2 separate regions of the Homo sapiens genome follow, and region 2 is linked to region 1. A link is a loop called in an ENCODE intact Hi-C map of the cell type or tissue named here. Cell type or tissue: dorsolateral prefrontal cortex. All regions are shown on one strand. Each heading gives the region's core, and the rest is flanking DNA. Links, peaks and the distances in the headings are about the cores only.

The links. Hi-C counts contacts between places; a loop is a spot of excess contacts. Peaks named below come from ENCODE experiments on the same cell type or tissue, not always from the same donor. Only the 100,000 strongest peaks of a DNase experiment are listed, where the experiment ranks them.
Region 2: it touches region 1 in a loop (3-fold over the local background); 30 of 110 quality-filtered maps call a loop at or near these places.

Annotation. Positions count from the first base shown.
Region 1 is chr1:116,482,330-116,487,705 of GRCh38, reverse strand. LOC112268235 (a long non-coding RNA gene) reads right to left here. Exons shown (of 2, transcript XR_002958352.2): 1 at 1-5,376. Among named protein-coding and RNA genes, the nearest start is that of LINC01762, 6.2 kb to the right of the region's middle. RefSeq lists an enhancer at 3,858-4,358. In dorsolateral prefrontal cortex, for the core only: CTCF peaks have their summits at 2,062 and 2,267 (motif pointing right); DNase peaks (open chromatin) are centred at 2,265 and 4,007; H3K27ac peaks cover 705 bases.
Region 2 is chr1:116,430,993-116,436,368 of GRCh38, reverse strand. The region is part of intron 2 of LINC01762 (long intergenic non-protein coding RNA 1762); the gene reads left to right. Among named protein-coding and RNA genes, the nearest start is that of ATP1A1-AS1, 15 kb to the right of the region's middle. In dorsolateral prefrontal cortex, for the core only: no CTCF peak of the experiment used is centred there; a DNase peak (open chromatin) is centred at 2,778; H3K4me3 peaks cover 1,195 bases; H3K27ac peaks cover 3,605 bases.

The sequences.
Region 1 (5,376 bases), core at 126-5,125:
ACAGAATGGAGGCTCTGGGGCTTATGGGGTATGGGGATTAAATTCACACTGAGGCAGGAGAGTGTTGAGAGGGAATCCAGCCATCTTCTCTTCCTGGGCTCACAGGGTGGTTTATCCTGGGGGTTGTTGTGCAGCAGTTCTCTGATGTCAAAAATGAGCAGGCTTAGGGAAATTGATCTACTTTGGTAGAGATTGTGGGCTGTCCACCAATATCTAGCTACCTTACTTTATTAAAAATAGAATCCTTAATTTTTAGCTAGGCAAATGCCTCCTACCCCTAGTTGGAATAAAGACATTTTTCAGTTTTCTTGCATCAGAATGGGTTTGCATGAGTACACCTGGGCAGTGATTTGTCAGACTTTGGGAAAATATGATTTTTTTGTTGGCAAGAAAGCAGCCTGGATGGAGCTCCAGTGACCATCTTAAACCACTAGACAAAAACTCATGTTGAAGATAATGGAGCTATAAGATAGTGACTGATGATGACTGTAGAGTTGCCATACTTGTCCCAGGCTGCCAACATCTGGATTTCATTGACATGGGAGAGAAATAAATGTACATTTTATTTATGCTACTGTTTTGTCTGTTTTATGCAACCAAATCTAACCTAATCTTTGTCCATATAACAAAAGTCAAAAGAGTATAATGCAAACTCATTTATAACTTTTTAACAATGGAAATATATGTATCTCATCTAAGGACACATCTTCCAAGGATTTTAGCACCCAAGAAGCCAAAGTATTCATTCAAAGATTGAGGGGTGACCAGAGTCTTGGATGGGGCAAGTCCATCAGGTCAGTTCTTGGGCTTTAGTCCATCAGGCTCTATAGAAACTTCACCAACTCTCTTTACTGCACAACCAAGCCCTCCACTCTCATGAGAGGGGAGCTCATGTCCTCTAAGCCCCATGTCTCTTTCCACTGAAAGAGCACTGCTCTCAGATTCCCATTTTCCCCAATTCTATTCAATTTGTGTCTTGTTAACATAATCTTCCTTTAAATCAGATGCAATACAACTGAGGATGACTCAGGTCTTGGAGTTGGAATCGGATCTGAGTCCTGCCCTTTCTATACTTGACCTCTTAACTGGCCAGTGACTCATTTACACAAAATATTTTGGGTTGGTTTGGCAAGTGTTCACTGCTTAGATACTTTACATTCAGGATGTACTTTATCATATTAAGAGTATAGGGGATACATTTTCTTACATACTAACTGTAGGGGACAAGTACAAATGAATAGCCCAAACCGAGGCTGATGTTAAAGGTTAGCTGCCGGGGAGGATGGAAGAACCAGTCTTCATTCCCCAACCCTGTAAAAGACATCTAGAGGTGAAACTGGTTTTACCAGGAAGATGTCAAGATCAGTTTAAGCCTGCTGAAGTGGAGGTTCTAATCAATATCTGATAATATCTAAGATGTATTGAGCACTTGCTTTCTGCCTGGCAATGTTCTAAGCACTTAGATTCATCAAACGCATCACCTCACAACTACATGAGGCAACTACTCCCAATACCCCCACTTGCAGACAGGGAAACTGGAAGCTAGAGATGAAGCAATTTGACCAGCATCATTCAGTTAGCAAGTAGAAGAGCTGCTACTTGAATCCATGTGTTTCTCATCGCAGAGCCCTTAACTATTACCTTAGTTGTTCTTAGGGAGCTTAACAAAATTTCCTTCCTCACAATCTCCCTCTTATCAGAATGTATTTCTTCTCTATGATGCCAATTCCATACTTGATGCTTTATCTGAGAAACCTTTACAAACAGGCTGGTACTTGCCCCTTCTCAGGTGACAACATTTTAAGTTTGATAGAGGTTTTGCAAAGGTGTACTGATAAATCCACTGGAGGAAGAGTTACGGGTGGAGAAAACTCTTAATCTGTAGCCTTTGCCAATTTCCATGGTGTAAATACTCCCACCATGACCAGTGCAGCTGGTAAATTTCCTGAATATTTGATGATTGCCTCCTGCCCAGCAGCTCCAGCACACCACTGGGCCGAGGGTTCTATTATAGCTAAGAGTGCCCACGCTGGCTGGGAATTCTGGGAATCCATGGCCAGCCTGAGAGAGTTCTGGCATGAGAGAGCCTTGCAGTCCCCTTCAAGGCATACCTGTTAGGGGGGTCCCCAGCTTCTTTTCTTCAGCTATCTGGCCCAGGGCATGCTGGGAGGTGGTGCTGTGGCCCACAGAGAGGCTACAGACCTGGGCTCATGGCCCAGTCTCCCTCCTGAGGCTCCAGCTCCCCTTCTGGAAGCAGCGCTGTGACCAGCAGGTGGCAGCACTCTCACGTTCAAGAGTCTGTGCCTCAGCAAAATGAGGGGCCTTTGTTCTGAGCCAGAGGCTGTGTCACCAAGAGAAAGGCCCTGAGGGGCCAGCTAATCAGCCTGTCCTTAGCTGACCTCCATCAATGTGAGCCAAGTGGACAGTCTCTGGCAGCGTGATACCATGAGAACAACCTTAGCAAACAGCAGAGACAGCACAGTCTCAACCCACCCCTGCCCATCCTGAGGGCTTGGCCTGGGGAGGCCTCATAAAAACAGGTGGGGCTCCATTCAGGAAGGGAGGTAAATGCCAAGAGTGGCGCTTCCAGTGCTAAGGAGGAAAAGACTCCTGCTTGCTCCCACCACCAGCTATGCTGTGGTGCCGCCTTCCTTCTCTGCTGACTCCATGGGTGCTCAGTTCCCACCAGGTGACCAGCTGTTCCAGCTTGCCCAGGACTGTCCTGGTTTTAGTACTGAAAGTCTCAGGTCCTGGGAAACCCCCTGTCCCCAGACAGCAGGCCAGCTGGCCATCTGAACTCCCAGTCCCTGTCCATGTGCAACGCCTGCCTAGCACACAGTAAGCACTTTCGAAGGCGTTGCTGTTGCAGGAGAAGGCAAAGCAGAATTCAGGTGGGACTATAAGAGCTGACTGACCCCGATAGACAGGTTGGTTAGTTAGTTAATTGGTATTGATTGATTGATTTAATTTATTTAGAGGCAGGGTCTCACTCTGTCACCCAGGCTAGAGTGCAGTGTCACGATCATGGCTTGCTGTAGCCTTGACCTCCTGGGCTCAAGAGATCCTCAAACCTCAGCCTCCAAGTAGCTAGTACCACAGGCACATGCCACCATGCCTGCCAATTAAAAAAAAAATTTTGTAGAGATGGGGTCTCGCTATCTTGCCCAGGCTGGTTTTGAACTCCTGAGCTCAACTGATCCTCTTACCTTGGCCTCCCCAAAGTGCTAGGATTATGGGTGTAAGCCAACACACCCTGGCCTCATTCCATTGGTAAAAGCTGCTCCCTTTGCTTTCGGTCAGAGGTAGGAGCCAGAATGTGTGAGGGGAAATCCTCAAAACAGTCCGTTTCTTCTCCAGCTCACCTTGTATCTTTGACCTCCCTCCCTCTTCCTTCCCTCTCATGCTCGCCCGCCTGCCTCAACAATCTCACCCTCCCCAGAGTCCAGAGGCAGAGAACTCCGTGTTCCAAGGAAGGGTGGAGCCTCTTAGAGTGGGCAGGTGGCAGGGCTGGTAAACAGGACAGGCCAGAGGAGGGGTTGAGGCAGGCCAGGAGGCGCTTCAGCCACCTAGACATGGAGCAGCGGGATTTAGGCAGCCCAAAGAATCTGTGCGAGGTTTCCTGGAGCCCTCCCCCTCCTGCCCCCACATCCAAGCAGGGATGTGCACATTCCTCTTTCCTCCTCTAGCTCAATGTGCTGTGGCTTATCTGCTCACGTCACTGTTGACCCCTCCAGATGGTTCACTTGGACTCCCAGTGCCTAGCTTGGGGAGTCAGGCACGGCAAACGCCACCCTGTGCTATGGCTTGAAGGAGGCCAGCAAGCTTTGCTTAAGCCAAGGCATGTGTGAGAAACTTGCAAATCCTTCTTCCCTGCTCTGGACATGGGGAGAAAAGGCAGACTTCTTGCCATGGCCCTCAGGTTCTGCACAGACCGGCCCTTGTCAATTCTCCAGGCTTATCTTGTGCTGTGTTTCCCAGCACTCAGTGTGGCCATCATCCTGGCCTTCTGCCAGGCCCTGCTAATGCCATGCTCACTCCTGCCTCAGAGTCTTCACTCAGGCTGTTCTCTCTGTCTGGTCAAGAATAGCAGGCAGGGTCTGGTTTAGACATGGTCGTCCAAGAAGCCACTGTGAGCAGGGGAAAGTGAAGCTTTGATCTGGAGGATGTGAAGGGTCATGGTGTCCACCTGGGGAGGAGGTCTGCTCTGACAAGCACACTCCCTGTGGTGGCACCAGCTCTCTGTCACCCTGTTAGGAAGGAGTTAATGGGCATTTCCAAAGGCAAACTTCTCATGGGCTTTCTGTTTTAAATTTTCTATATAACTGACCACTCCTCATATCAAACTATCATACTCAGCGGGTTTGTATTTTCATTCCACTGGTGACAAATTAATGCAGGCATAGCCCTATTCTGGATAAAAATTGACCATCTCAGTGAAATCCTGCTGACTCCTGTCTCCCAGCCAGCACTTGGATTTGGTGGAGCCTGCATTAACCCCAGGGTCTCAATAGAGATTCTTAGGTCTTGGAGATTTCTACTAAAAGGCCCACTCTTCCACCTTACAGAATATAGGTCAGAAGTTTGGGCTACTTCAGCTGCCAGATCATAGTAAATAAATATTGAGTTTATTGAAGAAATACTGATTTTATGACATAGAGTTTGCCAAGTAAGCCAAATCCTAGATACAGTGCACAGCAACTCTGGTTATTAAGATATAGATGGAAACCCAGGCTGGCAACTATAGTCCCAGCTACTCAGGAGGCTGAGGCAGGAAAATTGCTTGAACCCAGGAGTTCAAGACCAGTCTGAGCAACACAGCAAGACCCCATCTCTAAAAAACAAAACAGTTCAAAGCTTTGAGGAGGTGGTGAAAGCCTTTATTGGTGTTAAATACTCCATCTCAAGAGCTATAGAAAGATCTTAACTCTTCCAGAGAGGCCATAGCCTCTGTGTAAAGCACACTGTGTAAGCTCCATGAAGGACACCCAGGAGGCACGCATGCCCAGAGAGGAGCGGCACCTGCTCCTCCCCTACCCTGGAAAGAGCCAGGCCATGATTCCTGTGGAAAGTGCTGCACCTCACCCAGCTGTGAGCAACCTCTTCCTGGGTCCTTGGGGGTGGGGAAACCAAATCCCTGGGTTTGAGTAGTATTTGGTCTTTTCCAAGAGCCTGTGTCTATGTCTGCTTGCTTTTTGGGTTAGCTCCAGCCAATCCCTGTTATCTTTCACAGAGGAAGAAGTATCCAGCTGTTGGGGAAAGTCCCAGGATCTGGGGCCCCGGGCCAGTTACAGGGATGTTGGGTTATGGCTGCTCTTTTCTTTCACCTATTTGTCTAGAAATGCAAACTATTCAGGTTGCCCATAGCAAAGAGGCCAA
Region 2 (5,376 bases), core at 89-5,088, 51 kb after region 1:
ACTTACTGTACTGCTACAGTGATCAAGTCTTTGTGGTATTGGCAAAGTAATAGACACATAGACCGATTGAATGGAATACAGAAACCAGAAATAGACCCACACAAATATGCCAAACTGATTTCTTTTGGTCACAGCTTTACTGGGATATAGTTCACACACCATACAACTCACCTACTTAAAATGTAAAACCCAGTGGTTTTTAATATATTCAGAGTCATGCTACCATCACCACAATCAATATTAGACCACTTTTATTACCCCCCAAAGAACTTTGTACCCTTTATCAGTGACCCATACTTTTCTGCAACTTCCCCCATAGCCCTAGACCAACCACTAGTCTATTTTCTGCCTCAATAAATGTGCCTATTCTGGACATTTTATGCCCAACTGACTTTAACAAGAGTCAAGAGCAACTGCATAGAGAAAGGAAAGCCTTTCAACAAATGATGCTGTCACCAATGGACACCTATAGGCACCTATAATCAATCAATCAACCAACCAACCAACCAACCAACTAAATAACCAATATTGGCCTAAGTCTCACACCCTTAAGCAAAAGTTAACTCAAAATAGATCATGGACTTAAATGTAAAACACAAAAATATAAAACTTTTACCCCAAAACTAGGAGAAAATCTTTGAGGTCTACAGCTAGGCAAAGAGTTTTCAGACTTAATACCAAAAACATAATCATGAAAGAAAAAATGATAAGTTGGACTTAATGAAAATTTAAAATTTTTGTTCTATAAAAGCTCCTGTTAAAACGATGAAAAGACAAGCTACAGAATGGAGGAAAATATTTACAAATCACATATGCAGCAAATGATTAGTATCTAGAATATATAAAGAACTCTCAAAACTCAACAATAAAAAAGCAAATAATCCAATTAGATCATGGGCAAAAGACATAAACAGACATTTCACTGAAAAAGATATACAAATGGTAAATAGCACATCAAAAGTTGTTCAACATCATCAGCCATTAGGGAAAAGAAAATTAAGATGACAATTTTATCACCACACACCTATCAGAATGGCTAAAAACAAATCGTGGTAACATTAAATGCTGATGATGATGTAGAGAAACTGGACTACTCACATATTGCTGGCAGGAAAGTAAAAAATGTTACAACCAATCTGAAAATGATTTGTCAGTTTCTTTAAAAACTAAACATGTAACTACCGTATGACCCAGCAATTACACTCCTGGGCAATTATCCCAGAGAAATGAAGACAAATGTTCATACAAAATCCTGTAGACTAATGTTTACAATAGCTTTATTCATGGTAGCCAAAACCTGGAAACAGCCCAGATATCCTTCAATGGGTGAATGGTTAAACAAACTCTGGTACATCCACACTGCAGAATAATACTCAGCAGGAAAAAGGAATGACCGATAATACAGACAATAATCTAGATGCATTTCCAGAGAATTATGCTGAGTGAAAAAATCCTATCACAAAAGGTTACATACAGTATGATTCCTTAAATATGGCATTCTCGAAATGACAAGACTTTAGAAATGGAGACTAGATTAGTGATTGCCAGGGATTAAGGAGTCGGTGGGGGTGGAAAGGAAGTGAGTGTGGGAATAAAAGGACAATGAGGAATCCTTGTGCTGTTGGAAATATTCTATATCTCAACCTTATAGTTTTGCAATATCATTAAGGGAAATTGGGTAAAGTGCGCATAGAATCTCTGTATTATTCTTTACCACTGCATAACCTACATTTATCTCAAAATTAAAAGTTGAAGGTAAAAAAAGATTACATACTGAATTATTCCATTTATAGGACATTCTTGAAAAAAATAAAACTATGGAGATGGAGAACAGATCAGTGGTTATTAGGGGTTAGGAGAGCTTCTTTTCTATGATTTTGCAGTCTGAAGTTGCCATACCTGGAAGCAGAACCCAAGTCTTCTAATTTCTGAGAGCATGATCTCAAAAAGCCAGGGAAGATGGCCGTTTTAGTATCCAAGGGACATTTTTGTCCATCTAGAGAAAGAAGCATTTCACAAGGTAACTGATCATTCGGGAGTCCCACAGTGTGGTTAAGCAGGACAGCAATAAACATCCTTGGGTGTTTCCTGTCTCCTGCTTTTGGCTTGGGCAAGGAAAGCCATTTGCTTTGGAAACCAGTCAGAATCAAGCCTAGTGAGAATTAAGTCTACCTTCATCAAGAACCCATCTCCCTCAGGCTTCTCCAGGAGGTGATCTAGGTCCTTTGGTGGGGGCTGATGTAACTGCCAGACTGTGGGGCAGCTTAACGCTCCTACCAGATGACACTGCTGTCAGGGGCAGGAGCCCTGGGTCCCAGTGATGGCCCTATCGCTTACTCCATCACCTCTCCAATAAAAAGCAGGGGACAGACTTGCTCTTGGGCCCTTTCAGCTCCTGTGTTCTGAGATTCTGACAGCTGAGATCTCTGAGGCCTGCAGCTACCTGGGGCCCACTGTAAGCACCCCAAGGGCAGGGCTGGGGCTGGCCCCCCACTCTGTGCTCAGAGACAAGTGAAGGCACAGCTACAGCAAAGAGTGGGTAACAGGGAATGCCGTGTCATCTGATCCTTAGCTGATTAATCCTTTGAAAACGCACTCTGAGGACATGTTCGTGAAGGACGTCACTGAGGTGGGGGAAGAATGCAGCCTGTTGTCTGGGCCCAGGACACAAAGGCCTGTCTGTTTGCACGTGGGCACTCCTGATCCAGGCCGGATCAGCTGCTCTTGTTTCCTCCTTCGCCATCACAATACAACTACAGAGTTACAGTCTGCCCTTCAACCCCCGCCCCAGGAGAACTGGGCAATGGGATTTCTGCCCACTGGGTGCCCGCTGAGCACAGCCAGTAATACCAGCCTCCCGGCCCACTTGGCTCCTAGTGAGTGTAGAATTTCAATAGCCTGCTGCTCCCTGCCCTCATTTACTGCCCTCTCTTATCTTCCCTTTCTCTCACCCTCCCAGACACACGTGTGAGTGGCAGATCCAGGGTGATCTGGACCCTGCTGATCATCAGTGAGCCAAGCCTGGAAGCCTGAGCCATCACCAGCTGGGTGGTAGCCAGCTGTGGCTCAGGGCCACTCTAGAAACACTTGCCTTGGGCTGCAGCTGCCCTGGGCTACTACCCTGATCCCTAGGAAACGGGGCATGGGGCATTTTCCTGAACAGAGCCCTTGCCAATGCCCAGCAAGAAACCAGTGTGGCACTGGGATTGGAAAGCCTGGAGTGTGAATATGGACTCTGATGTGCCAACTTACAGAAGAAGCATAGGCAAGATTCTTAGTCTCTGTGAGTCTTGGTTTCCTTGTTTACGTAAGATGAAGATAATCATTATTGCCCCATAGGATTGTTAAGAGGTTTCCATGGGCATTCAAGCAGTGCTTAGCATGGGGTAGACATAGAGTAAGCACTGAAATCACACACACACACACACACCTCACACACACATCAGCCACTCAAGACCATTCATTTGTTCATCAGTTGAGTGCCTTTTAAGTGTCAAACACTGTGCAAGACACTTGAGAGGAATCAGTGATCAAAACAGACAAAAATTCCTAGCATCATGTCATGCAACTTCCAATGCAGTGAGACAGACAAGAAACAATAAACGTGACAAACAAGGAGAGTATAATAGTATAGTATGTCAGAGGGGCTGGGGCTGTCAGGAAAAAGAACAGAGCAGGGTAAGAGGAACCAGAAGGTGGGAGTAGGGGAAGGTCCAATGTTTAACAAAGTGGTCAAGAAAAGCCTTATTAAGAACGTGACATTGATGTAAAGATCTGAAGGAGGTGTAGGAGGGAGTCAGGCAGGTTTGGGGAGAAGGAAGTTCCAGGCAGAGGGAACAGCCCTGAAAAGTGCCCAAAGTGGAGGTGTGCCTAGTGTCTCCATACACTAGGAGGAGGTCGGCTGTGCTAGGAGAGTGAATGAGGGGCAATACTGAGAGCTGAGGAGAGGGATGAAAGCAGGCTAGATGCAGGAGGACCTTTGCATTGTCTGCTGGGGCCGCCTACCGAAGTTCCACAAACTGAGTGGCTTAAACAACAGAAAAGTACCAAGTTCCGGTGACCAGAAGTCCTTATAAGGTATCGTGTCCCTGGATTTCCCAACAGGTTTCTTCTTCTTATTCCTCTGCAGAAAGGTGTAATTTGGGGACCCTTCCTTTTATCACCTCTCCTGCCAGGCAACACGGGCTGGGCTTCTGTGAGCTTTTCTTGCCTGCCACTGGTCCTTTCTTTCTTCCTTGAACAAACTATTCAGGCCTCAGAAGTCTCTCATTCTTATCTGGGTTTATCTGCAGCATTCCTGATGCGGGGTCAGTGTGCATCTTATGGCTCCACTCCTTCCTGCTGTGAGCACCTGAGAATGGTCATATCCTTGCTAGTTTTCTTATCAGTCTTCCCTGACCTGAGAGGCCCTTTCCTGCCTTCAGTTCCATTCTAGTTGGGTTGGTTGGCCCTACCCTGTATCCAGCTAAACTCAGCCCACTGCTTCTCTGGATAGGTATTTGTAGAAGGATCAACCCTAAAAATCAATCCAATTATTATAAATAAAAATCAATAATAATACCCAGTGTGGCCGGGCATGATGGCTCATGCCTGTAATCCTAGCACTTTGGGAGGCTGAGTTGGGTGGATCACCTGAGGCCAGGAGTTCGAGACCAGCCTAGCTAACATGGTGAAACCCTATCTTTACTAAAAATATAAAAATTTGTTGGGCGTGGCGGCATACACCTGTAATCCCAGCTACTCGGGGCGTTGAGGCAGGAGAATCGCTTGAACCCGGGGTGTGAAGGGTTGCAGTCATTGCACTCCAGCCTGGGTGACAGAGCAAGACTCTATCTCAAAAAAGAAAAAAAAAAAAAAGAACCAGTGCTAGTGATGGTTCCCTTGTGGCTGGTCATGGCATATATCATTATAATGATTTAGGAAAGTAATTTGATAATATGTGTGAACTATCATGAGATCTAAGGGTGCTTGTACCCTTTCATTCAGGTATCTCACTTTTGCAAATTTAGCTAAAGAAAATAAACCTGAAGAGGAAAATACTTCATGTAAATAAAAATATACATCACAGAAATTTATAACATGGAAGACTTGGAAAAAACAGCAATGACTAATATTTATTAAGTATTTATTATATACCAGGCATCATTAAGTTCTTAATATATTATTTCACCTAATCCTCACTACATCTTCATAAGATGGGAACAACGAGATAGAACCTGCAATGACCATGTAACTCCTGTAATTTCCTCAGGCACCTACCAAGTGCTGTAGTTTAGTCTACTGGCCTTGAGGACTGCCCTACAGCTACATTAATCTTGATCTTGTACCCAATCCTTTCCTGCCCCTGCCCCCTCCCTCTAATAATTAGACTACCAC